Regions from separate parts of the Mus musculus genome. Here region 2 is linked to region 1. Evidence: chromatin loops called from intact Hi-C (ENCODE). Cell type or tissue: gastrocnemius. All regions are shown on one strand. Links, peaks and the distances in the headings refer to the core of each region. The heading gives the core; the rest is flanking DNA. Region 1 overlaps Acsl4 (acyl-CoA synthetase long-chain family member 4). Region 2 has its middle 41 kb from the start of Gm25915.

Evidence for each region. Peaks named below come from ENCODE experiments on the same cell type or tissue, not always from the same donor. Only the 100,000 strongest peaks of a DNase experiment are listed, where the experiment ranks them.
Region 2: it touches region 1 in a loop (9-fold over the local background); 40 of 42 quality-filtered maps call a loop at or near these places.

Annotation. Positions count from the first base shown.
Region 1 is chrX:142,364,131-142,379,732 of GRCm38, forward strand. The region is part of intron 1 of Acsl4 (acyl-CoA synthetase long-chain family member 4); the gene reads right to left. Among named protein-coding and RNA genes, the nearest start is that of Acsl4, 19 kb to the right of the region's middle. In gastrocnemius, for the core only: a CTCF peak has its summit at 8,422 (motif pointing right); a DNase peak (open chromatin) is centred at 8,435; H3K4me3 peaks cover 434 bases; H3K27ac peaks cover 2,058 bases.
Region 2 is chrX:142,518,979-142,534,580 of GRCm38, forward strand. It overlaps the pseudogene Gm4995. Among named protein-coding and RNA genes, the nearest start is that of Gm25915, 41 kb to the left of the region's middle. In gastrocnemius, for the core only: CTCF peaks have their summits at 8,206 (motif pointing left) and 11,143 (motif pointing left); a DNase peak (open chromatin) is centred at 8,187.

The DNA.
Region 1 (15,602 bases), core at 3,702-11,701:
GAAGTATTCTGGTCAGCCATATGCAAAGAATAAGATGAGAGGAAAATTCAGATGGTGATGGATTGGTTTATTGTACAGACTGTGGTGATGGTTTTGTGGTGTGTATATTAAATATATTCAACTTTTGCCAGGTATTGATGGCTCATGCCTTTAATCCCAGAACAGGAGGCAAAGGCAGTTGAACCTCTGCGAGTCTGAGGCCAGCCTGATCTACAAAGCTAGTTCTAGGATGGCCAAGACTACACAAAGAAACCCTGTATTAAAACACATAGAGAGAGATTCATATTCATTCTCTCTCGCTCTCTCTCTCTCTCTCCCCCCCCCCCCGTTTACATGTCAATCATGGCTCAGAAACCTTAAAAAGATAGGACATTAATTCTTGTCTATTTGTAGAAGACTTGTGTGTGTGGCTATGATGTTTCTCCAACTTACAATGAATGCAAATAAGCATGAGCAGCAGTGAGCATGCACAGCGAGTCTACCCTTTCCTCGATCACAAGGCTTTGTGAGCAAACATTTCTTAAGATAGTTGACTTGAAGGAGCCTAACTTGTTCTGCTATCTGTGGCAGATCCTGCTTGACTGTTTGGAAACAACCACTAGGTAGGAGATGAGCACTGCCATTACATTGCACCAATGCAAATATCCTAGACAATAAACTGCAGAACAGCACGCACTGAACTAAGCTGCTGCCTGGCAAGGTGATGCAAGAAGTATGCTAGACTCCATGGATGAATCTAGATTTCCAAGCTTTCACTTAAAATACTAAAAAATCTGAATAGCACTTCAAGGAAGTGCTTGTTACTTGGTAAGAAAATACTATGGTCGTGTCTTTCCACAAAATTTGTAAGATTTTTTTTTTATCCAGATGTTATAAAAGTCACATAAAACATGTCTTAACCCAGATATAGCTCTCTTGTGAGACTATGCCGGGGCCTAGCAAACACAGAAGTGGATGCTCACAGTCAACAATTGGATGGATCACCGGGCCCCCAATGGAGGAGCTAGAGAAAGTACCAAGGAGCTAAAGAGATCTGCAACCCTATAGGTGGAACAACATTATGAACTAACCAGTACAGCCAGAGCTCGTGTCTCTAGTTGCATATGTAGCAGAAGATGGCCTAGTCGGCCATCAATGGGAGGAGAGGCCCTTGGGCTTGCAAACTTTATATGCCCCAGTACAGGGGAACGCCAGGGCCAGGAAACAGGAATGGATGGGTTGGAGAGCAGGGTGGGAGGAGGGTATAGGAGGTTTGGGGATAGCATTTGAAACGTAAATGAAGAAAATATCTAATAAAAAAGAAAGAAAACACACACACAAAAGAAAACATGTCTTAAATAGCTATAATCATAGAAATGACTAATATAATGAACACTACGTAATTAGAATTTTAGGAAAATATTTGTGACTTCCTCTGTGCAAACTAATAAAAATATATCTTTAGAAACAGGGTCTTAAAGTTTGGAGCTGAGACGAAAGGATGGTCCATCTAGAGACTGCCATATCCAGGGATCCACCCCATAATCAGCTTCCAAACGCTGACACCATTGCATACACTAGCAAGATTTTATCGAAAGGACCCAGATGTAGCTGTCTCTTGTGAGACTAGGCAGGGGCCTAGCAAACACAGAAGTGGATGCTCACAGTCAGCTATTGGATGGATCACAGGGCTCCCAATGGAGGAGCTAGAGAAAGTACCCAAGGAGCTAAAGGGATCTGCAACCCTATAGGTGGAACAACATTATGAACTAACCAGTACCCCGGAGCTCTTGACTCTAGCTGCATATGTATCAAAAGATGGCCTAGTCGGCCATCACTGGAAAGAGAGGCCCATTGGACACGCAAACTGTATATGCCCCAATACAGGGGAACGCCAGGGCCAAAAAAATGGGAATAGGTGGGTAGGGAAGTGGGGGGGGAGTATGGGGGACTCTTGGGATAGCATTGGAAATGTAATTGAGGAAAATATGTAATAAAAAAAATTTTTTAAAAAGTTTTCTGGAAAAAAAAAAGAAAAGAAACAGGGTCTTATAGTTTAAAATACATCCTATTACTGAAAGTGTCACCAACTCTTTACAGTCTAGCACTTACATTACTGTGCATCTATTTCCAGTTTTGCTTGAACAGTTTTTATTAGATAAAACAGGTAAGACTAAATTATGGTTTCATCAAATATAGGGCCAACTCAAATAAATTGATGCCATCAAATTCAAATAAAAAGGAGTACTTTAAATATGATGTTAAAGTGGATAGAAATTGGCCAGGTGTGATGGTACTTGCTTTCATCCCAGCACTCAAGGAGGCAGATCTCTACATTCAAGGCTAGCCTGGTCTGCATAGCAAATTCCAAGACAACCAGGGCTACAGAGAAATGCTGTCTCAAAAAAAAAAAAAAAAAAAAAAAAAAAACAGTAATGTGTAAACTCGAACACGTTTTATCAAAAGATTTTGGTGGGTGCAAGAGATTGCTCAGTGGTTAAGAGCACTGACTGCTCTTCCAGAGATCCTGAGTTCAATTCCCAGCAACCACGTGGTAGCTCACAACCATCTGTAATGGGATTTGATGCCCTCTTGTGGTGTGTTTGAAGACAGCTACGGTGTACTCACATACATAAAAATAAATCTTAAAAACCAAAAGGAAATTTGGCAATGTGTATTAAGAGGCCTTGTAGTGGCTATTCCTGGTTGTCAACTTGATTATATTTGGAATGAACTATAATCCAGAATTGGAAGGCTCACCAGTGACCCTTATCTGGAGGCTGGGAGATAGAAGTTTCTGATCTGGATCTTGGTATGGAGATCTTGAGGCATTAGTGGCTATGGATTCCAGATTAAATCTCTGGGTTCAAGGTCATCCAGGATTAAAGGTGTGGCAAAACACACCTTTAATCTGGGCTACACCTTCTGCTGGAGACAATATAAGGACATTGGAAGAAGGGAGTCTAGCTCTTGCTCCTTCACCTGCTTGCGGTGTGGGACTGAGTAACTGCTAGATCCTTGGACTTCCATTCACAGCTAATACTGAGCCATTGTTGGGAATTGAGCTGCAGACTGTAAATCATCAATAAATTCTTTTACTATCTAGAGACTATCCATAAGTTCTGTGACTCTAGAGAACCCTAACTAATACAGAAGTTGGTACCAGGAGTGGTTCTAGAGTAACAGAAGTACAAGGATGAATCTTTTAAAATACTGGAATTGGCTTGTTGCTCCACCAGCACTTTCAACTACTGAAACCTCTCCAGATTCTCTCCCTCCTGGGAGCTCAGAGAATTTTGAAGACCCATGGTTGAAACTATTTCAAACTTAAAGAAGCTAATGCCCTTGATTTTCTTGATGAATTAGGTGATTCGGTGTACAAAGCTTTCTACAAGATGGGGAAAAAAATCGGAAAATGATTTTACTGGCTGGCTGCTCTTAGCATCTGGGGAAAAAATGATGAATGAAAGGAAGGAGTTGTGTGATAAAATCGAAAGGCTCCAGACACAAGTAAACGATCTAAAAGTTGCTAAGTGTGTCCTTGAGGAGAATCTTCTCTCTTGTAGCAATAGAGCTCAAGTTGCAGAAAATCAAACTGAAATCCTCATTGTAAGGTTGGCTGAACTACAGCGAAAATTCAAGTCTCAGCCTCAGAGTGTGTCGACAGTTAAAGGGTACTAATTGACAAAGAATGGAATCCTATAACTTGAGATGGGGATGTGTGAGAAGACCATGTTGAAGCTGAGAATTTTGAATCTTCAGATTCTCAAGGGTTTGCCCCTCCTGAAGAAGCAGTACCCTCAGCCCCACCACCACTTGAAATAATGCCTTCCCCACGTTAGGAAAGTAATTCTGCAGAGTCTGATAAACCAGCAGTGACTTTCATTGAAGAAATGGCCAGATGTATGATTATTCACTGAGTCATGGGCTGTAGCCAATGGATTGGCTAGATGGTCAGGGACTTGGAAAGATCACAATTGGAAAATTGGTGAGAAAGACATCTGGGGAAGAAGTATGTGGATAGATCTCTCCAAATGGGCAAAGGATGTGAAGATATTTGTGTCCCATGTAAATGCTCACCAAAAGGTGACTTCAGCCGAGGAGGAGTTCAATAATCAAGTGGATAAGATGACCCGTTCTGTGGACAGTCAGCCTCTCTCCCCAGCCATCCCTGTCATTGCTCAATGGGCACATGAACAAAGTGGCCATGGTGGTCGAGATGGAGGTTATGCTTGGGCTCAGCAACACGGGCTTCCACTCACCAAGGCTGACCTGGCTACAGCGGCTGCTGAATGCCAGATCTGCCAACAGCAGAAACCAACGCTGAGCCCCAGATATGGCACCATTCCTCGAGGTGACCAGCCAGCAACCTGGTGGCAGGTTGACTACATTGGACCACTTCCTTTGTGGAAAGGACAGCGTTTTGTTCTTACTGGAGTAGACACTTATTCTGGTTATAGATTTGCCTTTCCTGCACGTAAAGCCTCTGCTAAAACCACCATCCACGGACTGACAGAATGCCTTATCTATCGTCATGGTATTGAGCCAGGCGGTGGTGGCAAACATCTTTAATCCCAGCACTCGGGAGGCAGAGGCAGAGGCAGGCGTATTTCTGAGTTTGAAGACAGCCTGGTCTACAGAGTGAGTTACAGGACAGCCAGGGCTACACAGAGAAACCCTGTCTTGAAAAAAAAAAAAAAGAAGAAGAATGGTGTTTATAGATAGGAGAAAAACCAAGAACAGCAGCATCTAAGCAACACTTCAAAACGGAAATGTCCAGATTGCAGAATTATAGGTGGCTTTAAAAAAAAAAACGTTATCCTTAAATTTGTCTTAGATCTTTTTAAAGCTTCCACAGAGAATATAATCCATGTTTCACTAATAATAAGAAAGACTTTCAGTTAGTTCTAATTTATGCTGATATATTTCTCTGTGTTGATAAGTGACAATCAATATATCATCCCCAAAGGTAAAATTTGAACCAACTCAGGAGAATAAGTGATACTTAAAAAGAAGCCAAGATCTGATTTCAAATATACTAATACAATTAGATTGAATACTTCCTCTGTTTTCTTTTTTTCTTTAGGGTGGGTGAGGAGGGGTTCAAAATGGGGTATCTCTGTGTAGCCCTGGCTGTCCTGGAACTCACTCTGTAGACCAGGCTGGCCTCGAACTCAGAGATCTGACTGTCTTTGCCTCCTGAGTGCCAGGATTAAAATTGTGCACTACAGCCACCCGATATTTCCATCTTTCAACCAGATTTAAAGTCAAATCAACAACCTTTTTCTTATTATAACTATAATGCTGTTTGCTAAGACTAAGCATCCTTGCCATTCCCTCTGTTAAAATGAAACTAACAAAGGCATGGTGTGGCTGCAGGTCAGGGGAAGAGTGCTTACCTAGTAGGCCAAGGGCCTTATTTTCATCCCTCTGCACAAATAAATGAGCAAATACTAGCAAAAAAAAATATTACTGTTGTGGTCCCACGAGTCACCCCAGAAATATTTCAACTACCACTAAATAAATAGATGCCATTAAAAAGCCAGCAACTATGAAGCGTCCCACACACAAATGAAAGTGTTAATAATGTCTGGAGTCCACCGCTCCATCTATCTTTCCTATTAAAACAAACAAGAATACAAATGATAGAAGACAACTACATAATATAATACTTAATAACCCTTTTAATGTCTGTGTGTAGACTACAGAGTATTGCTTTCTACACTGGTAATCAGAGGGTCTTTGAAGGGATTTCAATAGTGAACCCTTTTTTAGTACCTCTTGTTTAATATCTGGCCTCTGGAAACAAACATGAAACTTTAGAGACTATCACTTTACCAAACACAGTCTTGCTTTGAGACACTGCAAGGAAATGTGATACCTTATAAATGTGCCCTGGATGATTTCACAAAGTAGGACGCAGAGAAAGGCTGAATCATTTCTCTCCCTCAAAGTTTTCATTTCAGAATGTTTCAGGCAGCCGTAAAGCATCATTAAGTAATCTCACTTCCTGTAAGGTCAACGGGTCTCTGAAAGTGTCCTGCAGTAACCTCAAGAGGGCCGTGCTGCAGGAAGTTCACAATCCTGACGACTAGGCAAGAAAGCCATGTGCTATGCACAGGAGTTTATTGCAATACACAACAAGAGATTTACTCAAAACAACGTTGCCTTCCACGTTAAAGGAAACTTAGCTATAACTGCACAGAAGTAACACTTGAGAAGCTAGATTCCAAAAACCATGATTTATCACGAAGAAAGGAGAATCAGCGTGGTCACATCTCCAAGCTTCCCAAGAACTGTAGCTGAGCTGTCATCCTACAGTAGAATCAGACTCCTCTTTTAGAAAAAAAAAGTTGTCTCTAGTTATCCCACATACAGAAAATACAGATAGATGTATGATCACTATACTGAAAACACTTGCAGGTTCAAACTCTTCTTTGAATCCATAGTCATGTGTCATACATGAGTAACAAGAACACTAGCTACACAGCATTAACCTCACTGTCTCTTCTGTCTGTCTGTCATCCCCTACTTCTCCTTCACATATGTGTGCACATACGTTATAGTCTTACAAAAGCTACAATTTTAGCTTATGTACAACTGAGCATTTACAATCCACCTAAAATCTACAATAATGCCTTGATTCCAAATTAAAATCTTCATCTTAAAAGGATTAAGGATTTATTTTTTTTTTTGTATTTATATGAGTACACTGCAGCTGTCTTCAGACACACACCAGAAGAATGCATTGGATCCCATGACAGATGGGTGCGAGTCACCACGTGGTTGCTAGGACCTCTGGAAGAACAGTCAGTGCTCTTAACCACTGAGCCATCTCTCCAGCCCAAAAGTTTATATTTTAAGATGAAATAAAACATATGCAGTGGAAGAAATATCTCCATTTAATTTTTATTTTTACATTCATGCAAGTTTAAAAGACAATAGTTCAAATATTGAAACTGAGTTCCAATTTAACACTGAAAATCAAAAAAAATATGTTGACAAGTTAACTTCAGAAATCAAACAAAATTTCTACCTTTTGCAGATTAATGAACATCTTGTGTTCTGGAGGCTTTTTTTGGCAGTAAATAAATAAATAAATAACATAATATAATATAATATAACATAACATAACATAACATAACATAACATAACCAGTTATAATTTCCCATCTATACTTTTCTGGAAACCTTAGCAATGCATATCAAATAATGCTTGTTTGACTACCAGCCAATGACAAAAGACTAAAGCGAATCTGAATGTTTGTAAACTAATGCAGACCCTATAAATGCCAGCTGCTGGAATAGTTAATTCTCTGGGTCTCCAGTGCAGCCTCAGCATGCTAAGAAATGAGAGCAGAGCTCTCACCGGCTCACAGGCACCATGCTTCACCCGAGCTTAAGGCAGCCCAGATGAAAGGCAGCCTGCAGAACAAACAGGGGTCAATATGCCACAACTAGACAACTTATGTTCAACTGCTGGCTGGGCCACTTACTGGAGGCTGGTGACCTCTTAGATCCAGTTACCACAAGTATAAAATAGGGAGAGCACGGCTAGTGCCCACACCTTTTGCCATGATGAACTTATAGTTTCTCAAAAGCAATGACTTCTGGTCTTTCACCTCCTTTCCTAGCACATCATTTCTCTTCTGTCAGGAACATTCTATTCTTCCCTTTTCCGGCTTCCTTTACATCTTCATTTAAGCAGTTCTGGTAGAAAGCCCTCTCTGACTGTCCATCTGTGTCACATGCATTTGACACTGGCCCTCAAAGCACTCTGGAGCTCCGCACTTAAACTTCTACTTGTGGTCTCCTGCTTTAGTTCTCTCATTATTTAAGATGAAGGCCATGCTTCTCTTGATCACCACTGCAACACTGGGGAGCACCATACGGGTACAGGGCAGACTCCAAGTAGATGCTTAGTTAAGTGTTCCTTAAATGAATATTGAATGAAATGACCAGTCAGACAATGGCAAATAACAGCAAGAGGAAATTGAGGAAGAATTTCTAAGCTACAGCTTTCATGCTACGCTGAAGTATGAGCTCTTCACATATTACAGGAGTGTTTCTTCTTATACAACGAGAAGTTTTCCATTAAACATCAAAAGAAGTATCATATTCTTACCAAAATACAAAATAAGTGCCCTTTTGTGCAAAGAACCATAACTTCATAAAGCAGAGCAAACAAGAATCCACTCGGTATGTTTACGCTTATTATTAATATCGTGTCCCATATTCCAAAGTCTTTATTTAAATAGACTATCAGAACCACGTTATACAGCTCGTGTTCAGCTCCCTAAATATCAGCTGAAACACGCAAATATTAGTGGCCTGAGTGGAGGAAAAAAAAACAGAAGATGAAACCATGAACAAAGAAGAACATACAAGAAAAAGTATTTGAAATGGTGAAAAATAAATGCAGCAATAATAGCAGCGTTTCTATACATTGCCACTGGGTGGCAGCACTGTAACTAGCTAGGCAACACAGAAATGAACCTGGAGACAGATCAGGCTGTTTTACAGAGCTTAAGTTGAAAACTCCAGTCAGTTTCTATACTGATAGGCAACACATTCAAGGTTCTGTCGTCATAGGCCTTAAGTAGGTTATGAGACTTGAGGAAGGTAAGTTTAGTTACCACTTTGGCCTAAATATGTATGTCAGTACCCTATTCTAAATGTGGAGATTCTCAGTGGAGAAAGAGGGATTAGAAAAACCTAGAAAGCATTTGCAAAATTCAGGGTGAACCACATAAAAGTATGACAGTCAAAAGTTCACTACATACATTTTTTTTAATTCCACAAACTTAAATAGTTCAATTTGACATACGCATATATTATTAATCCAGTACTACGGCTGAAAGGTAATAGTTCTATTTTTTTTTAAGGTGAAAAAAGCATTGGAAACATAGTTGGCCTTTTACTTAATGTAATAAAGAATTAACTGAACAGAGATACAACAAAGTATTTAAGGTGAAGGAATAACATATTAAAAAAACAACAGATATAAGTAAAAAATTACCAAAGAAAAGACATGTTATATTTAAGTGTAAAAAGGAAAATTTCAAAAATGTATTTAAAATATGTTTGGCAGCCTATCTTTTAGGGAAATCCAGAGTTTGTGAGAAATGGGCTTATATTCTCCATAGAAAAACAGACAAAGGTGTCTATTTAAAAAATGCTAAAACTCAGTTGTCTCTTAGGATTACCCATACTTTATTTTTGTAATTGTCTCTATATATTCTAAAATAAATGTATAGAGTACTTTGAATGCTGTGACAGAAATCAACACCTAGGTAATACAAAGTGAATTCTAGCTTAATTGCTTTGCCACTGTTATGTTATAAACAATGTTGAAATTAGGGGAAACAGTACAAATTATACATGGACTGTAGCACCATCTCTAATATATTTTCTATGGGCTTAATATCGCTCCAAATAAAACGTGTTCATTTAAAAGCAGTAAGATCAGCATTAATGTCACAATTAAAAATACAGATTATCGGTCTGGAGAGGTGGCTCAGCAGTTAAGAGCACCGACTGCTCTTCCAGAGGTCCTGAGTTCAATTCCCAGCAGCTACATGGTGGCTCATGTAATGAGCATCCAAAGCTGTCTTCTGGTGTGTCTGAAGGCAGTGACAGTGTACTCACATATAGTAAATAAATGTATGTTAGTAAATGTAAATGAGCAAGTGGGACTGGAGCGGGCGGGGCCAGAAAACAAAAGTATGTACCAATTGTAAGAATTTACAGTGTATTCACATACATACATACATACATACATACATACATACATAAGACCGTTTTTAAAAAGGAGTCATTTATTTAAGCCATTCCTAAGGATTCATAATAGGTAAACTAAACTCTTGATCAGTAAATCATCACACCTTCTAACATTATAACACAAAACTGTAGAGGCAGCTATGCCATTGAGTCTCCCTTAAATATACAAATGGTATGACTCTGCTGGACCAAGTTTACTGAAGCAAGAAACAAATCCTGAAGGATCCCCTGATTGGTTTGTAATCACCATACCATGGAGAGTTGATTAGGAAATGAATTAAAAGTTAAAATACAGTCTTGACAACTGTTTTCTGTCACATTCAAAAACAGCTACTCTCCCAAATCCTTAGTAGTTACAAATGCATGTGCAAGCATCTGTTCAAGAAACAGCCCATAAGCTGTGCTCTGCCCTCATGGAACTTGGTGTTCAATAAACAACATTTTCAGGAGACAGCAGCCTAATATAGATAAAGAGGTACACCAGGAGAAGGTCACAGACGAGGCAAATCTTCTCGTCCAACTAGATGATTACAGACTTTTAAAAGTTATTAATAATAGCTACTGAGTATCCAGTTATACGTGCTACTGCTAAAAGGTGGGGAGAGGATTATCTGGCTTGCTTACTTAAAATCAATTTTTATTTTAAAAGTTCATTTAAACGTCAGGCCATGAAAACACGTGCACAACAAAGAATGAATATGAGGTTCTAAAAGAGCACAGAGGAATGAAAAATGCCATGTCCAAAAACACAAATAAGGGGCCGGAGAGATGGCTCAGCGATTAAGAGCACTGACTGATCTTTCAAGGTCCTGAGTTCAAGTTCTAGCAACCACATGGTGGCTCACAACCATCTGTAATGGGACCTGATGCCCTCTTCTGGTGTGTCTGAAGACAGCTACAGTGTACTCACATAAAATAAACCTTTAAAAAAAAAGTGATCGGGCATGGTGGTGCACGCCTTTAATACCAGCACTTTGGGAGGCAGAGGCAGGCAGATTTCTGAGTTCGAGGTCAGCCTGGTCTACAAAGTGAGTTCCAGGACAGCCAGGGCTACACAGAGAAACCCTGTCTCGAAAAACCAAATAATAATAATAATAAATTAAATTAAATTTTTAAAAAAGCACAAACTAAAGGTCCTGACCGAGCTCATATATTGACCAGTCAACGATTACAAACAATACCCCACATGGTTATATTATTTTAGGAAGTATAAAATCTGGAATAGTTTAGATCCCTGGTGGAACATAGCCAAGGGAGTTTTTTTTGTTGTTTTTTGTTTTTTTGTTTTTTTTTTTTTTTACCCAGGTATTTAAGATGCTTTACTGTAAGACATATATCCAGAATGCCAAAATCAAAGCTTAGGGCTGAGGGTACAAAGCTCAGTGGTATAGCATTTACATAGCATGCTCTCAGGCACAGAAAAACAAAGTAAAAACACATAAGAACTGACTAGAAATGAAGTGTCCGAGTACTACAAGATCTCATGCAGATGCGAAGCCTTCTTCCATCTCAATGAAATACTTTTTAAGGAAGACGATCTATGTATTCACATACAGTGGCTAGCTAAGAAAACACCCCAACCAGATTCTATGTTGGTATTTAGTGCTGATGAATCCTGCCCATAAACCCAAACACATTTAACTTCTGTGGGATCGTAGATGAAAAGTGCCTTGAAGACACCCCTCCGCATTTATGTCTGTGATCACTTAATGTCAAGTGTCATCTTTCAAGTAGACAGCAATCCAATCCTCTTTGCAACCTCTGTAACCAGTGTCAACATCAGTAAAAGAAAGTTAGTTTGCCTTTTCATGTGTCTGGAGCAATCTGCTGCCTACCCTTCTTCAAAAGCAAGGCCAAGGTCAGCAGCATAATAGGATGTTGTGAAATGTTCTTTCTTACCTCGCAGCCGCTTGAGCTCTGCTGTCTCTGTCACTTGGCAAGAGTGACTTGCAGTTAAGGTTATTTCTTTATTGTTTTAGAGTTACATTTTGCTTATGTTTGTGAATGGTTTGCCCACATGTAGAGCTGTTCACCATTTGCAAACCTGGTACCCATGAAGGCCAAAAGAGGGCACTGGATCCCCTGGAAGTGGAGTTCCAAAGGACTGTGAGCTTCCATGTGGACTCTGGGAACTAAACAGGAGTCTCATGAAAGAGCAACAAGTGTTCCAGACTCTCTGAAGATATTTTAAAAGAGGAATAAATGATGCCATTATCTTACAATTTCCAAGTCAAACATGCCTGAAAGTAGAACTGAGGTTGAGAGCCAGGAGCCCAGTTCAGGTAACATCCGGGTCTTCCATCAGTACTGGGGCAGTATCAGTGAAGCCAGAAGGAAGAACTCTCAAACCAAGAACTCTCAAACCTGGCTGAGAACTAAACTCTAAGCACAGTTACAACCTGCAGCCTCTGAGCTGAATGCGGACGAGGAGAGTTAGGGATGAGGTCCAATATAAAATCATACACATTACGAACTGATTTTACAATTTTTTCTTGCAACTCCCAATTGTGTAGTTCTCAAACATAAACTCTGCCAATGACCACATCTTGTTGCACGGTCCAAAAGGTGGGCATGCTGTAGAGAATCTGTATACATACAGTCCAACTTTGAACTGCTATTTTTCTTTTTTTTTTAAGATTTGTTTATTTTTATGTGCACCAGTATTTTGCCTGCATGTATATCTGTGTAAGGGGGGGTCAGATCCCCTGGAACTAGAGTTACAGACAGTTACGAGCTAGGAATTGAACCCAGATCCTCTGGAAGAGCTGCCCAGTGCTCTTAACTGCTGAACTATCTCTCCAACCCCTTCTCATTTCTTTTCTTTAACTGAGAGGCAGAAGCTAATCCTAGCACTTAGGAGTATGAGGTAAAAGGACCAAAAGTTTGATAGTTTTTTTTTTTAATCAACTGACAAGCCTAACAATTTTCCATCTTTAGTTTATAGTCACTCCTCCTAAACAAAAGAAGTATTTCCCATGACTTTGTAATCAAATGTTACATCATCCAGAAACTAGTTTAAATGGTTTGTTTTCTTAGCTAAGAATGATGCAAAACTAGAGAAATAAACGTCAGCTGAAAAAAAAAACTGTAATCAAAGTCACTACTTCCAAATTAGTTACTTGCTATCTCTTCAAGTCATCAGTTCCATTATGAACGTTAGAGAGTACTCGTTTTATATTTAGTAAATATTTACTGGAGACTATGTTCATGAAGTTTAACACTGCAGAGCCTCATATTGATCCCAACTGCTGTGATAAATTCCGTGACCCAAAGCAGCTTGAGGAGGAAAGGGCTTATTTATTTCATCTACAGCTTACAGTTCATCACCCAAGGAAGTCAGAGCAGGAACTCAAGGAACTGAAGCAGGATCATAATAAAGCCACACTGTTCACTGGCTTGCTCAGCCTGCTTTCTGGAACAACCCAAGACCACCTACCAATGTGTGCCTCTGCCCACAATGGGCTGAGCCCTCCCATATCAATCATTAATCAAAACAATACCCAATTGACATGCCAGTGGGCAATCTAACTGAGGCATTTCCTCAATTCAGCTCCCTTCTCAGATGACTCCAGCTTGCATCAGGTTGACACAACTTGCTCTTTAAATATCATACAACAAACTGAATTGCAAATGTCTGGTTTTCACAATTCAAAGGACACCCAGAGTCCAGATCATCACTGTCACTTCCTCCTCATCTCTGGTAATGACCTTGTACATCATCCACCTCCTCCTTCCTGCAGGGAGTTATCTTGAGCAACGTGGTCCTTCAATTAAAGACTGGGCACAATCACAAGTCTCACCACGTTCAAGATCAACGATAGCTGGAAAACCAAGGATCCTCTATGGATAAAACCAAGATAATATGGTCCTTACAGTTAAAGTTGTTTTGAGAAAAGTACCAGCTAGCCGAAACTTGTTACTTTTGAACCCCCCCCCATTCTACTAAATGTTACCATTTCAGCACTAGCCCACCAACTAAGGAGAAAGACTTCATATAGCCAAAGTATATGGTAGAAATGTAGGGTGACACAGAAAGACAGGAAGTGGGCAGCCATCCTGCAACAAAAGTATTTTTCTCACAAATAGTAGAGCTAGCACCATCCATGGAGCCTTTTTGCCTATTTCTCCCCCACTATTAAAACCTACTGCGCTAGGGAAAAAAATACCGTTTTAATCTTACTATTTTATACACCAGGGCCTGGCAATTACCAGTTATTCAATTCTACCTAGGCAAGTAAGTCCCAAAAGAAATGGCTAAGCTGTAAAAGTCATGTTGCTTACAAACAGCAACAGGGAAAGCAGGGGGGTTCAGTGGGTAGAGGCACCATGTGCAGGCCTGACTGAGTTTGATCCCCAGAGGCCACAAGGCTGCAGCAGAGAGCCTGTTCTCACGAACTGTGCTCAATCTTCCATGTGTGCAAAGGCACACAAATAATAAGCAGAGCGTTCCGGGATAACTTATTGAGTTATCTCCTTCCGGGGTACATATTGAGATCCAATCTCGAAACATACATGAATAAGTCAGGGATTAAGAAAGAAGGTAGGCAAGTAAGTCCCTGCAAAGATTTCCGTTTTGCAGTCATCTCTTCTATAACTGCCCAAGTTTTAAGGGATTACCACCTGTAAGGAAGTAGAGTACCCATCCCTGCTATCCAGGGAGGAAAATAGAAGACATTCCTTACATGCCTGCAGTTGTGGATGGTTCCATACTTTACCCATGCTAGTGTTTCCTTGTCTACACATCTCTTTAGTAAAGTTTAATTTGGAATTTTGGCAGAGAAAGATTAAGAGCAATGGGGACCAGTAAAATAATTTTAACAAGATAGTCTGGCAAAACGTATTTCAAACTCATGAACTGTTCATTTCTGGAAGTTTCCACTTAATATTTTCAGGCTGAATGTGGGCAACTGAAACTCAAAAGTGAAAGTGCAGGTAAGAGAAATTCTTTGGAAAAGATAAAAAAAGTAATAGTTAATGTCTTGGTCATCAACAAAATGTTAAAAAAGTAACACATATGTGCAATATATATATATATATATATATATATATATTAAAGTTAGTTGCCTATAAAAATCCTGGCCTTATATACTTGACGCTAAAAACAAACTTCTAACATTCTTAGGAGATGAGTTGTTTTGCTTCTTTAAAAAAGTATAGCATGTATAATTGTGTTTAAATGAAGATGCTAATGTCGACATTTCTATTTGTGGGAATAAACACCACATGGCTTCCCAATTAAGGGCCGCATAACTCACAAAAGGTGAACCAAAGCCTTACTTTTTCTAGGTTCCAATTGTGGAAGCAACTTGCTTCCAAGAAATTCTATGCTACCTTTGTGTGATGGTTTGAATGAGAATGTCGCTGACAGGGTCAGGAATTTGAACACTTGGCCCCCAGTTGGTTTGGGAAAGTGATACAGCCCTACTGGAAGTCTATCTGCAAGGTGACTCTGGGAGAAGTCACTCTCTCTGCTTCTCGTTCAAGGTTGAAGATGTAAGAATCTCTGAGTTCCCTGCTCCTGCTGCCATGTCTGCTCCCCTACTCCCTTCCATGAGTGATAGATACTTTTTCAGTAAGTTGCTTTTAATCATGGTATTTTATCACAATAATAGAAAAGCAATGAATACATTTTGGGCATAGAGAATCCAAATACAGCCGGGCGTGTTGGCGCATGCCTTTGATCCCAGCACTTGGGAGGCAGAGGCAGGCAGATTTCTGAGTTCGAGGCCAGCCTGGTCTATAAAGTGAGTTCCAGGACAGCAGGGCTACAGAGAAACCCTGTCTCGAAAAACCAAAAAAGAGAGAGAGAGAGAATCAAAATACTTTGCGAAAACTTGTTGGTCT
Region 2 (15,602 bases), core at 3,241-11,240, 150 kb after region 1:
CCTTTTCCATATTTTGTTTGTTGTGTTTCATATTCTTCTCTTGTAGCCTCAAATTGTCTTTGCTAGCCTTTCCTTTACTCTGTCAAAACAGTCACAAATTCCCATTTCTGGGTGAACATAAGAGATGGGATGGCCATTACTAGGTAGAGGTGCCCTATGCGCTCTCTGTGGAAGATTCATCAGCAGTTCAACACCAGGCCAGCTTGCCAACAGGCTCAGATGACTTGTGGCAACCTCTTGTTTGGATATTAAAGCCAGGGGCATCCCAGATCTCTGTCTGTACAGGTTTTACTCTTTTGGGTGAACTGCTTCATCATCTGGATATTTGGGGACTTTGCAAATACATGCCCAGGACTTTAGCACTTCTGGAATCAGCGGCACACCCTAGCTTAAACAGGAAGAACACTATCAGGAGCGGGTCAAATGCATGACAGAAGTGCAGCAAGGATTAGCATCTAAAGCTCTTAATGACAGCTGCCTTTCAGAGACTTCTGGATGGTGGGCAGCTGCACTAAAGGGTTAGGGGGAATGAATGGTGGAGGAAAATTAGGGCTTGAGTATACTATGGAGGTGTTCTGTGTAAAGATCAGTCTAACTAAAGACCAGGTTTGACACTAAGAAATCCGTGAGATTATGAACGGGCAGATTGTGGCATGCCAGATGTGTTCAACAGAGGAATCTCGATTTGTTAAACTGACTCCAAACAAATAAGCAAGCATACCAACAAGCCATACAGCCAACCTGTGATCAGAGAGTTATGTAAACCAAAGTCCTATGTTTCAGGTTTCTGTATCTTTTCTTCAGCTGAATGTTTCTATAAAGCAATGTCAAGAGTTCAGCCATGCCAGACCGTGGTGGCGCACACCTTTAATCCCAGCACTCGGGAGGCAGAGGCAGGTGGATTTCTGAGTTCGAGGCCAGCCTGGTCTACAGAGTGAGTTCCAGGACAGCCAGGGCTACACAGAGAAACCCTGTCTCAAAAAGCCAAAAAAAAAAAAAAAAAAAAAAAGAGTTCATCCATTTGCCTAATTGTCATGTAACACATATAACTGAAAAGAAATGGAGCTGCTATATTAGCTTGGAACCACGTTATGCTAAGCGCTTAGGAAAAGTTACCCACCGACGAGGACGCGTTCCAAGGCAGACTGTGCTTAGATTCTTGGATCTTCTCTGTGGTGCTGGCAATCAAATCCAGGGTGTCCTTTATGCCCATCAAATGCTCCTGCACTGAATTACAGGCTCAACCCTGGTCCTTGGATTTCTTTGTTGCTGTTTTGTGACAGGTTCTCACTACTGGCTCTCAATGGTCTGGAACGTGCTATCTTCCAACAGTCCTCCTGCCTTTACCTCTCAAGCACAGGGACTACAGTCCCATGTCTCTATGCCCAGCTTGCTTCTCAGATTTTTAAGAGGAGCGGAAAGCAATTAACTGCAGATGAATCAGAAAGCAGGAAACTCCTAACTGTTTATCTATGCAAAGCAGACAGCAAAACCCCAAAGTTATGTTCAAATGACTTTTCTACTCTAGCTTTCCAAAGCCAAGGCATTGCTTCAATTGGTCATTTCTCACGGTTGTCAATGTAGTTCTATTTGACTTTGTTCAGTCTATATAAAATCAGGGATAAATAAAAGCTTAAACCTCTCAAGCTATTTGCCCCCAAACACTAGATCCCATTAGGGTCTAGAATCCAAATTCCATCTTTGTTCCACTTGCACAGTAAGCAATTTTCCTTGACCTTAGTGTCCTCTGCTGTTAAATGAACTAGAATCTATGTGAGACTTCAGCACCTCTAAGTATATACACACTCAGTTATTTTATCCATTCAGTAATCAGTATTTGTTTATCATCTTCCATGTATGCACACAGGAAGGAATGAGATACCACATGCAAATACTACAGAATAAGGCTGGCTCTTCTTTGCAAAAATTATGGAGAGACAACGATACATTTCTTCAATTTATGAAAAAAAACTGCATCAAACAAGTCAAATGAACCACATAGGATTTAAAGAGGTCAGAGGAATAAAGTTTTCTTTAAGCTTTTCATGGTTTTGTTAGTTTGTTTGTTTTGTTGGTTGTTTGGTTTGGGCATTGCTATTGCTGTCGTTATTATTATATTATTTCCAGTGCTGGCCATCAAACCCAGGGCCTTGAGTTATGCCCTAAAGCCTTGGTTGTTGTATTAGTCATTGTTGTTTGAGGCGGAGTTTTATAGATCTCAGGCTGGTCTCTGACTCGTTCTGTAGCTGAGCATGACCTTGGACTTCTGATTAACCAAATGCTGCGATTTCATCCTTGTGGCACCATATCTGGTATGTGGCAATGTTGAGGATGGAACAGGGTTTGTGTATGGTAGGCCAGCACTCTACCAACTGAGCTACATCCCAGTCCCTATCTTGTTTTCCTTGTTGGTGGTGTTTCATTTTGATTAACTAGTTTTGTCTTTGACAATTTTGTACATGGATACAATGTGTACTGATTAGTTTCTCCCCTGCACTCATTTTTTGACCTCATTCCTCTTCCTGTCAGCCCTCTTTATCACTTGCAGTCCCTTTCCCAGAGTTATGACTTTTAGGTTGCTTTTGCAACCCACTTAGCTTAACCAAGGCCATTTGTGTGATCACTGGGCTGGCAGTATTCGTTAGAGCCTAGTGGGCATATAACTAGAAGTAACAATTCTCCCTGTAGCAAATCGAATGTCCTGTGAGATCCAGGAAGACCTCCAGAGATCCTCTCCCATGCATGTGTTCACTGTTGATGACTCTTGTGCAGAGCCGGTGAGACTATCCAGAGCTGTTGCTCTTCTTAACTAGTTCTGGCTGGCAAGCAAGAGGAATGGCAGTTTGGTGATGGGGAGCCTCTGGGACTTCAGTGACCAATAATTTAAAAGAAGATATCTTACTCCTGGCTCTGGAGATTTGTTGAATAATCCATGGCTTCTGGGAGCCACTTTTTTCAGCCATGTAAGATAAATCCTTTTAAAGATTATCTTTACTTTTAATTATAGATGGAAGAGGGGGAGAGGGGGAGAGGGGGAGAGGGGGAGAGGCGGAGAGGGGGAGAGGGGGAGAGGGGGAGAGGGGGAAAGGCGGAGAGGGGGAGAGGGGGAGAGGGGGAGAGGGGTGTGGGGAGCGGGTGTGGCGGCAGTCCCAAAGGCGCCAGGGACTGCAGCTAAGTCATATGACTTGCACCTGACTTCCTCATATAAGACACAAACATCTTGAGTGCTGCGCAGGTGTACCAGGATACAGGTGAATCCAATTTGGTGGAGATTTGCCCCTGCTGCCCTGATTAGCTGAAGCCTCACGACTGGCGAGGGGGCGTGGCCTGCGGTGCGTGGATGAGAGAGAGTATAAAAGGAGTGAGGCCCAGGGTTCGGGGGAGATATATAAACAAGGGAGAGATATAAACAAGGGAGATATAAAAACAAGGGAGATATAAAAACAAGGGAGAGATATAAACAAGGGAGATATAAACAAGGGAGATATAAATAAGGGAGATATATGGAGAAAGAAGAAACAGGACTGAATAAATGTGTGCAGAAGGATCCTGTAGCAGCGTCGTTCTTCCTGGCCTGTTGAGTGCGCGCAACAAGTGGTGCTGAAAACCCGGGAAAAGAAACATCTTCAGGCAAGAGCGAAGACCCCCTGCTACAGGGAGGATTCAGAACTGCATAACGGGGAAGAAGGGGTTAATGAAGTGTTCCCGTAAAACAGACTGTTGAGAAGGATCTGGCGTGGATTCAGAACTCTTCAGCTGGGGAACGGTACTGATAAAGAAGAGAGAGGAAGACTGAAATTTGCTGAATAAACTGCTGTTAGAAGGACTGGTGGTCGTGTCGTTCTTGCTGGTCGAGAGCGGGCGCGACAATTGGTGGCCCGTACGGGGAACCGACTCCCCCACCGAGTTCAGAACTTTCAGCAGTCAGTGGTTGCCGGCAGGGTAAGTTCATGGTGAGTGAAACTTGCAACCCCAGGAGTTTGGGAAGGACCTCGGATAAAATAGAGGTGAGCATAAAGTTGCCAGGAAGTAGGCACAAAGTAACCCAGGAGTTTGGGAAGGACCTCGGATAAAATAGAGGCGAATATAAAGTTGCCAGGAAGCAGGCTTTGGGACAAGTTAAGGTTCCCGGTTTGGGGACAAGTTAAGGAACTATGATAACCTCAGTGTAGTGATCAATAGATCCTCGCTGTGTAGTTATGCTTTTTTCTCCCATTGACCCTTTGTGGGTAGGTCTGATAGTTTTGGTCTTGTTTGTTCTGATATATGGACTCTGTTACTGTTTGAAACTGTGTGTAGAGGCAGTCAAGACAGGTCAGAAAATCCTTACAGAGCAACAAGAAAGTATGTCGGAAGAGGAAAAGGGCTTAAAAAGAAAAAGGAAAAAGAAAGGAGACACAGTGTTATCAGGTGGTCAGGAAGGACGAAATAAAAGAGCCGAGGTGGAGGAGGAAGGCGAATTAGCTTCTGTGCCTCCTCCCTATGCCTCCTCAGCAGCCACCTATAGGTGGACCTTCTGTCCAGAGATTTGGCGTATTGACTCCCCAGATGGACACAAGGTGATTGAGGTTATGGTCTCATCACCACGAGGTATTGTGTCCATCCCCCTGGGGATCGACAGGATCAGGTGTTGACGTGGGCGAGAGGGTCTGTTTGTGTGTTTCCACAGGACCAGATGGAACCTCTTTGGGTGCTGGAGAGATTGGTGAGACGCTGCAAGAATGAGGCTCCTGATCCAGTTGCCCCTGTGGATGTGGTGGATGATCCCACAAGCACAAACGATGGAGCCGAGATGGGAGATCCTTTCGGTATTCCAGAAGCCGATACCAGCTCGACATGACATTCAAATTTTTCCACGCTTTTTGATCCCTGAATTCCCCTTAAAGAGATAGCCCCGCTGGCCATCTATCCCTTGCTTCAGGGAAGATGAGCAGGGATGAGAGCCCTGGGATGTATGCTTGTTATAGTGTGTGTGTGTTTTGTGTTTGGCACATGTGTTAGGTGCAGAGTGTGCGGCCCGCACTTTCGCCATGGTAGCGTAGGCTTTTGCTGCAGTGGAGGCGGGACAATCTCCTCAGATTCGGTTTGCCGCTCTAAAAGAAATTATGCTGCGTTATGCCGTGGGGTGCGAGGCTAAGCACTGCACAGAGGATAGCTGCTGTTGGCATCCTGTGGAAGGCATGTCTGATTGCATGAAGGTTCAGTGTCCTAGTTCCCTTCCCTCAGGAAAAACGACACGGGAGCTGGCCAAGACCTCTCTGGGTGATGAGCCTAAGAGATGGTTTTGTGTAGGGCCCCTATGCTTGCACACTGGGGATCAGACCTCTACCTTCACCCATGAGGCTTGCTTGCAGTAATTAAGATTTGGCCATAGATTAATCAACATCCTGGCCTTTTGATGCACCTGCCGCAAGCAAAACACAATCTCCCCAGGAGTGGCTTGGCATGATTGAGAGGTAGTCAGTGATAAGACTCCCTGGGCATGTCACCAACCTAAGACAGGGATCAAACCAATGCTGTTTGTCACCCAAGGACGGGTAAGGGGCATGGCTGCGGGGGGCTATCTACAGACATTCTCTCTGCCAAAAAAGAAAGGGGGAATTGTGGGGAGCGGGTGTGGCGGCAGTCCCAAAGGCGCCAGGGACTGCAGCTAAGTCATATGACTTGCACCTGACTTCCTCATATAAGACACAAACATCTTGAGTGCTGCGCAGGTGTACCAGGATACAGGTGAATCCAATTTGGTGGAGATTTGCCCCTGCTGCCCTGATTAGCTGAAGCCTCACGACTGGCGAGGGGGCGTGGCCTGCGGTGCGTGGATGAGAGAGAGTATAAAAGGAGTGAGGCCCAGGGTTCGGGGGAGATATATAAACAAGGGAGAGATATAAACAAGGGAGATATAAAAACAAGGGAGATATAAAAACAAGGGAGAGATATAAACAAGGGAGATATAAACAAGGGAGATATAAACAAGGGAGATATATGGAGAAAGAAGAAACAGGACTGAATAAATGTGTGCAGAAGGATCCTGTAGCAGCGTCGTTCTTCCTGGCCTGTTGAGCGCCGCAAAAGAGGGGGAGAGGGGGAGAGGGGGAGAGGGGGAGAGGCGGAGAGGGGGAGAGGGGGAGAGGGGGAGAGAGAAGCCTAAGACATTTGATTCCCCTGGAGCTGAAGATACAGGTGGTTGTTAGAACCTGACATGTATGCTTGGAACTGATTTTGGTCCCCTGCAAGAACAGTATACACTCTGTATATACTCTTACCCAGTGAGCCATCTCTTCTTCATCCCTAAAATACCTTTTTATCATTATAAATTGTGTATTTTTAAATTTGGTTACAGGAGAGTCGAGTTTCCATATTCTGATTTTTATAAGCCCTTTGTTTTTGTTAACACTCCCTCTGCATCTTTCCTTTCCCATCCCTAGTGCCCCCTTGCTTCCTGCCCTTTCTAGTTACTTTTCAACTGCTATAAAGAGACACCATGACCAAGGCAACTTACAGAGGCACGAGTCTATTTGGGGACTTACCGTTTCAGAGAGTTAGAATCTATGATCATCACAGTGGAAAGCATGGCAACAGGAAGGCAGGCATGGTGCTTGGGTAGTAAGTAACTAAGAGCTTACACCCTGATCTGCATGGGGAGACAGAGAGAGAGGAAGAGAGGGAGAGAGGGAGAGAGGGAGAGAGGGAGAGAGGGAGAGAGGGAGAGAGGGAGAGAGGGAGAGAGAGAGAGAGAGAGAGAGGGAGAGAGGGAGAGAGAGAGAGACAGTGACAGCACAAAATTGGGCCTAGTATGGGCTTTTGAATCCTCAAAGCCCATCCCCCACTGACACCAGTCCTCCAAGAAGTCCACATTTCTTTAATCCTTTCCAAATGGTGTCACCAACTGGGAAGGAGGTGTTCAAATCTATGAGCCTGTGGAGGCCATCCTCATTCCAACCGCACCTCAGTATTTCCTCCTCTCTTTCATAGTTCCTGCCTTCTATTAACTTCTCTCTCTCTCTCTTAAAGGACCACCTCTCAGTAGTTTATAAAGTCCTGGCTTCTATAGGCACCCCAAGTTGAACAAACAAAACTGGAATTGACATATAAAGGAGAATGTGAATTTTTTTCCCTGTGTCTTGGGTAAGCTCATTTGATGTAACTTTGGCAGACCTATTTACCTGCATATTTTACATTTTTAATTTGTCTTTACAGTTAAATAAAACACCATTTTATTTATTTACCAGATCTTGATGCTCCACTCTTCAGTTAACGGACACTAAAGCTGATTCCATTCCTTAGCTATGTGAGAATAGTTTAGCAACGAGCATGGATGTTCAAGTATCTCTGTAGAAATAAACTAAGTCTTTGATTATATGCATCATTTGGTAATTCTACCTTTAGCTCTCATAGAAATCTCCACACTGATTTCCATGGGGGCTGCCCCAGTTTGTACCCCTACAGACAAGAACTAAGTGTTCCTCTTTCCCCGCACCCTTGCTAGCATAGCGTAGTCAGAATGGCTATCATCAGGAAACCAAATGACAAGAAACGTTGGCAGTTTCAGAGTTTGGGGTTTGAGTTGATGTCTTTGGTCACTTTGGAGCTGTCTAATAAAGTAGAGAGAGCAGACTAGAAATGGGGTGAGGCTACCCATTCTCAAAGCCCAGCCCAAGTGTCATACTTCTTCCAGCAAGGCTCTTCCTCCTAAACATTCTACAACTTCCCCAAACATCACCATCAACAGGAAACCGTGCTCTAATATATGTGAGTGTATAGGAGACATTTCTTATTCAAACCAGAACATTTATGGATCCTAGGTAGGTATGAATGATTAAAAAAAGGAAGGAGGGGGAGCAGAGGGGGGAGGAGGAGGAAGGGGAGGTGGAGGAAGAAGAAGAAGAGGAGGAGAAGGCGAAGGCGAAGAAGAAGAAGAAGAAGAAGAAGAAGAAGAAGAAGAAGACGACAATGACTTTGGGAACAGGAAGATAGAATGAGGGGGAGGGAAGAGAGTAGTGAAAGGTTAATGTCGTTAACATTTTGTACTATGATTATATGCTAATAAAGCATTTTTAAAATAGACATCCTAGGGGCTGGAGTGATAGCTCAGAAGTTGAACACATTGGTGCTCTACCAAAGGACCTAGATTCAATTTGCACTAGCACAGATGTCTGTAACTCCAGTTCCAGGGAATCTGATGCCCTCTTCTGGTCTGGCTGGGTATTTTGCACACACACACTGCTTACAAGGAAAATGTGCATACATATTTTAAAAATTAAATTAGAATAAAATTTAAAAAGCACAGACATCCTGGATGGGGACATTATCTAGTGGTAGAACATGTACCTAACCTATGTGATGACCTAGATTTTATCCCCACAACTGCACAAGAAACAAGTAACAATAACAAAATTTTTCAAGGGAAATCACAAAGCTGCTTTTGCTCAGGCCTTTGTTCTCTGCAACTTCCCTTCATGTCCCTCATCCAAACTTATTGATGTATTCTTATATTCTTCCCAGCTCTGCATTTGCCATTACAGGCCAAAATTACCCACACATGGCCTGTATGACCTACTGTTCATCCACTCAAGCATCTAAGGATTCGTGGTTTTTCATTAAACGTGTGTTTTCTACCAGGGGTAGGGAATAGATCTCAGGTTTCGAGAAAAGACATTTGAGTTTGATTTTGAAATGATTTTCAGTGACACTGGGAAAAGAGAAAAGCAGAAACATTTGTGGACAGAGAGACTGTATCTCTGATGTTAGTACCTGGATGCATACAATGCCTGACATAGTCTGGATTGTAGTTTTATGTTTATTCCTGTGATAGAACACCACTACCAAAATGGAGGAGTTTATTCCTATTTATACACACACAGTGCACATAATAGTGGGGTGGTGGGGAGCACATGGCATGGTAGCAAGAAGCTAAGAAATGACATCTTCAACAACAGACTTGAAGCAAAGAGAACAAACTGGAAGTGGAGTGAGGCCATAAATTTTCAAAGCCCACTCTTACTGACATATTTCCTCCAGCAAGACTCCATCATCTAAAGGTTTCCTAACATCCCCCAAACAATACTGCCAACTGGGGACTAAGCTTTCACAGACAGAAGCCTCTGGTGGAAATATCTCATTCAAACTACCACAGACAGGTTACTGGAAGTAACCCATTATTCCTAGAATATAAGGAAATAGTTGGAAGTGATGTTTGTTGAAACAGTGAGATGAAGACAAAAGACAAAAAACTAGCTGGGCCTGTCGGTGTAGTCTTTAATCACAGCACTTGGGAGGAAAAGACAGGTGGATTTCTGAGTTCAAGGCTGGCCTGGTCTACAGAGCGAGTTCCAGGATAGCCAGGGTGACACAGACAAACCCTGTCTCAAACAAAACAAAACAAAACAAAACAAAACAAAACAAAACAAAACAAAACAAACAGAAAAACAGAAGCCTGTATTGCTGTACTAAGGTCTTGGATTTTATACATCAGGCTACAAGAAGCCATTGAAAGATTTTGCAGGAGACTAAAATTCAGATATTTATATAAATACCTAGTAGGACCATCAAGTGGGTAAAAACAAAACAAAACACAACACTTGCTGCCAAGCCTTAATGCCTGAGTTGGATTCCTCCCTGGGATATAAATGGTTAATGAAGAGAGCCAAATCCTGCAAGCTGCCCTTTGACCCCAACACATAGCTTTGTTTGTGTGTACTTGTGCAGATAACGACACACATAAATAAATGTAATAAAAATCAGATTAGTTGCAGGAAGAATAATTTAGGGGAGGACTGTGACTTGCCAGGTCACTCCTGCAATATTCCACATGAAAGAGAGGTCTGATTCTAAGAGGCAGTAGTGGGGGAGAACATAAATAGATAGCTAGGCACATATTAGAGGTGTTTAGAATGTAGGTGACAAGACTTAGGGACAGATTAAGTGAGGGGGCTGTGGAAGAGAGTTTGTGACCATGTTGGTGGGCTGGGTGCCAGGGCTGTTTATTAGCACAGGGGATGGTCCCTAAAGACACCAGGCTTGAAGGACCAGTTATGGGACACATTGTAAACCTACTGAGTGCATAGGGCCTCCTTCAGGTACTCTTACATAAACAGCACGTGAAAGAAAGGCGAACACTTTCAAAGCAGCTTAATGAGAAACTGCATAATCTGGCACAACTAATAAAATGGAAGATTAAGTTCTTACTAATTATATCCTCTCTTAGCCAGAAATCTATTGTACTTAGAAATCACCATTAATATAAAGAGCAATTTTAGAAACCTAAGCCTCTATAAAACTGGAATGTAAATAGGAGAAAATACATTACTGTGACTATATTAAATGAACAATATAGAGCCTTTCAGTTCAGTTGTCTGAAATGATTTGGCCAGCTCGTCTCTCTGCATTATAAACTCCTTTCCTTCCCAAGACTTAGAGCTACCCCAGTGAGCTACGTAGATGAGGCAGAGAATAACACAGGTAATTGAAAACCAGACATGAGTCAAAGGTCTGTGGAAATCACCTAAGGAAAAAAATGGAGCCTCTCACCTTCTGAATCCTGGCAGCTCCAACTGGCCAGGTGGTGCCTTCTTAGGGTCTATGCTCTAGAAAGTCTATCTCATGTAGCCAGTTAAGCAAGAATGGTGGGAAGAAATAACAGTGATGATAAAACATAAAAGCTGGGCAGTGGTGGCACACTCCTATCATTCCAACACTCAGAGGAAGGTGGATCTCTGAGTAAAAGGCCAGCTTGCTCTCCAGAGCCTTTTCTAGGAAGGCCATGGCTATGTGGGGAAACCCTTTCTTGAACCCCATATCCACACAAACAAAACAACAACAAGAAGAAGCATAAATTTAAGATAAAGACTTCATTGTCATGCTATTCTTTGTAGGGTGTAAGAGAGCAAAGAGTAAACGGTGGGGGAAAGTGATTAAACAAACAAAGAGATCTATATACAAGGTTTTTGAGTTCCGAGTAGACAGTATCCTTTGTTTTCGAATAGCATTAGCAGTATGCAAAGATAACTGAAACTGCTTTTTCAGAGGATTTGAGTTCAATTCCCAGCATCCTGCACACAACTCTCACCACGGCTCGAAGCTGCCTGTAATTCCACTTGTAGGGGACCTGATGCCCTCTTCTGGCCTCTGCAGTCACCTGCATGCACACGCACATCCTTACACAGAGACAGATGCGTAATTAAAAATGAAAAGAAAAAGAAAATCTTGGTGCTGGGGCAATGGTTCCAGCAGTTAAAAATACTTGATGCTTTTTCAGAGAACGCAGGCTTAGTTCCCAGCACCCACATGGTGCCCTACAACCATCCATAAACCCATTTTCAGATCTATAGTCTTCTTCTGGCCTCTGAGGGCACCAGGTACAAATGTGATATACTTCCATACATTCAAACAAAATACTTGTGCACAAAAATATTTTTAAAAGATGACCGAAATGACAGTTATTTTTTTCACAATTTCAGACAAAACTTTAGAGATTGTACCCTTTTGTCTTTCTCTTATATCCGTACTGTACCAGTATATAATGACAGTTCTACCTCCAAAACATGCCGAGTCCACATAATTTTCTATCACCTGGAGTAAGTTACCTCTTACTCCATGATACCTGTTGCTTAAATAATGGCAGTGATCCCTTCGCCTCTCCTCTTACACAATTCTACAAACTAGTCTTCATTCAGTAGAGTGATCTTTGGAAAATTCCAACTAGTTCATGTTCCTTTGCTTTAAAACTCTTTATGTGTAGGGTGTGATGTTCAATTGATTGAAATCATCTAAAAATAATCCATGCTATCTGGTCTCCATGTATTTCTTCCACACAATCCCTCATTATGCTCTTTCACCCTTCATAGCACAGTAGCCATAACTGGTTTCTTCGTGTTCTTCAAAGAAGTCTATCACTCCTTCCTCTCACTGCACCTGTGGCTCTCTTGGCCCCAAATCCCCTTTCCTCCTATCACTGTGGCCTAACTCCTTTGCTTACTCACCCTTTATTTTCCATTTAAAATGTGTTTCGGAAGTGTTCTTGATCTAATTCTTGTCTCTTTTTTTCCCATCAGGATATAACACATGCAATAAAATTTCCCTTTTAAGTATACAATTTCATGGTCTATATATAGTACAGGAAACTATCCCCAGTATTGAGTGCTATATGTTTTCATAAATCACAATGAAACGAAAATTCCTTTATATCTCCTATTCTCTCTCTTAACTGTCTGGAATAAAGCTTCTCTGAACACTCACAAACATATTTTTGCTTGTACATAAGACTTTTGTTTTCATTTTTCTTGGGAACATATTCAGGGCTTACATTGCCAAGTCACAGAGCCTCACTTTCACTTAGGACTCTAGAGAAGGTTAGTGCATCTGAGACGCCTTACCTAAGTATTCCAAGGACAATCACCCACATCTACAGTCTGTCTCTATGGATTTATTCTATTTTTTTTTCTCCAGGTCACAAACCAATGTCCAAAATAACCTTATTTCATTATTTTGCATATCTGCTTCTTTCCACTAGAATATCAGATTCCCAATGACAGGGACTGTCTTAGTCAGGGTTTCTATTCCTGCACAAACATTATGACCAAGAAGCAAGTTGGGAAGGAAAGGGTTTATTCAGCTTACATTTTCCACATTGCTGTCACCAAAGGAAGTCAGGACTGGAACTCAAGCAGGTCAGGAAGCAGGAGCTGATGCAGAGGTCATGGAGGGATGTTCCTTACTGGCTTGCTTCCCCCGGCTTGCTCAGCTTGCTCTCTTATAGAACCAAGACTACCAGCCCAGAGATGGCACCACCCACAAGGGGCCTTCCCCCCTTGATCACTAATTGAGAAAATGCCTTACAGCTGGATCTCATGGAGGCATTTCCTCAAATGAAGCTCCTTTCTCTGTGATAACTCCAGCCTGTGTCGAGTTGACACACAAAACCAGCCAGTACCTTACCAGAGTTGGTTACTGCTACACTCTTAACCTCTATGAAACTGATTCCCAAACAGTAAAAATTCAGTAAGCATTTAGAGATGATATAAATGAATCAATGAGAAAAAAATGGTTCTTTTTTTTTTCTGTCACCTCAAATATTATTCTGAAGTGCACTAATGACTATTTTAGTTTGTTTTGGTTCCGGTAGTTATTCTTTGGAATAAACAAAAAGTAGCCTAACTACACTGCAGGGAAAGCAGCTCTAGCAAAGATTGCGTGGGTTGCTTGACTTTCATTTTACAGTTCCCCACCTACACAGCCAGTCCCATTTGAATCCACTCATAACTCCCTGCAACTGCAGCGGATCAGGATGACAAAGGAAAGAAAACTCCCTTGAGGAAAACGGGACATGAGATGCCCCACTTTGCAAATGTGTAAATCCGGGCTGTCCCCTTTCTTCAGGATGACTGGATTTTCAATATTTAGATGAGGTACTCAGGTATTTCTGACCTGGACCCTTTTCTAAGTCATTATACCTTTTCTAGAAAATGAGTGATAACTTGGTTTTGACTCTCAAAAAAAATAGTCATTTGAGTAAAATGAATGGTCTACTTGTTGAGATAAAGGAAAGAGGGGGAGCATGTCTGAGAGGTTTTATCTGTTCAGTAATAGAATGATATTGAAATTTGTGTGCACAATGTTAACTCCTGGCATCAGTTTGTGTTCATATGCCCCTCTTGGAGAGCAGAGGCTTCAAACAAACAATAGGAAAAAGGAAAGAGACCCGAATCAGATATAGCTCATTAATATTCCAGCAGAAATCCAAGTGGCCTATAAACATTTTCATATGAATTCTAATATCATCCCTCACACAAGAATTTCTTGGATGCCTTCTGAAAACTGTTACTGGGAATTGCGGAGTGACCATCTTAAGGCTGTAAACAAACGCTTTCTTGGTACAGCCTTGCCCGGGGAGTAAAAGTTTGGCAGGGGGAAGTGTGTGGGAGGTTGAGATTCCTGTAGGGTGGCAACTCCCCCAAATCTAATGATCTCTTCCAAAATGCCAAAGACAGACTCGAAACTCAAAAGGAAAATTAAGTTTGGGTATAAACACGTCTAAGAGTATAGAGATGGCTCCCAGTCATTTATTTTCTGGTGTTTGCTCTGCTTCTAGAATAATATACAAAACAGCAGAGAGCAGAGCAGATCACCACTTACCAGACATGGAAAAGCATCTTGTTTATGGATGCACAGAAATGAAATAAAAGCACAAACATGTGTATGGGCTCTCAGAAGAGCCCAGGAACGTGAGAGTGGGAGGACATACAGATGTTTTACTTTCATTGTTCAGTGTTTTGTTGTTTTTTTTTTTTTCAGAATAAAACCAATCTATTTTTTTTTAAACTCACAATCACAATGCAGTTAGTTTCAAGGAGGCCAAACACTTGCCCAGTAACCAACACTACACACAAGCCTCAGTAAGGGTCCACACTTGTACTATCAATTATAAAGAACCAATTTTACACCTCTTCAGCCTGAATTTCTTGATTAGATGAAACCATTTGCAGCCCTGCGCTGCCGCAGCACCTCTTTGAAGCCCTCACAGAGCTTGGCATCGCTCTGGTTCTGAGCACACTCCAGAAACTGCTTGATCTCTAGAGAGCAAGGTCCAAAAGACTGCTGGTTCTGCAGCTGGGCTCCCTGAGGCTCCTGGTAAGTGATGTCGGGCTTTGCAGGCTGAGCATTACAGCCTCTGCTGAAGCCCCCAGTGATGGCGTGACCCTGGGTGTGCCCCACTGCAGAGGCCACAGCCACACCGGCCGCAGTGGTAGCCAGGTGGGCCATCAGGCCGGGCTGCCGGGGCTCAGCGGCAGGTGAGCCAACTGCAGATGTTGCAACTGCTGCTGGAGGCTGAGCTGCAGGTGCTCTTCTGGGAGCAGCCCTCATCTGAGGGGCCCAGCTTTGACTTCCACGCGGCATCCTAACTGCTAGTAGTCTCAGCGTTCAGTGAAGACAAGCTATTGACATGTAATGCGTGAAGTGAAAGGACTTAATTGTGACCAGGTTTCCAGCACTGGATCTGTAGAAGTTAATTTTTTTTAAGAAATTGAGGGTGGGGTTGGTGAGATGGCTCTGTGGTTAAGAGCACTGACTGCTTGCTCTTCCAGAGGTCCTGAGTTCAATTCCCAGCGACCACATGGTGGCTCACAACCATCTATAATGGGATATGACGTCCTCTTCTGGTGTATCTGAAGAGAGTGGCAGTGTACTCTTATACATAAGATAAAGAATTCTTTATACCAAAAGAAGATCGAGTGTGGCCGGACGTGGTGGCGCACGCCTTTAATCCCAGCCCTAGGGAGGCAGAGGCAGGTGGATCTCTGAGTTCGAGGCCAGCCTAGTCTACAGAGTGAGTTCCAGGACTGCCAGGACTACACAGAGAAACCCTGTCTCGAAAAATCAAGTTATATTGTCTATACTTTTTAGATGCCTGTTATATTTAATTAAAAGTGCTAAATTGCCAATCTTTTCAATTCTCTTCTAGTTGTAAAGGCCTCGGAAAATCTAATCAAAGTAAGATCTTTGCATAAAGAAAGTTTCAAGTTACAATATGCTATTTGGTATTTCATGTCGTTTAAAACTTATTACATTTTTATTTCGTATGAGTGTGTGTGTGTGTGTGTGTGTGT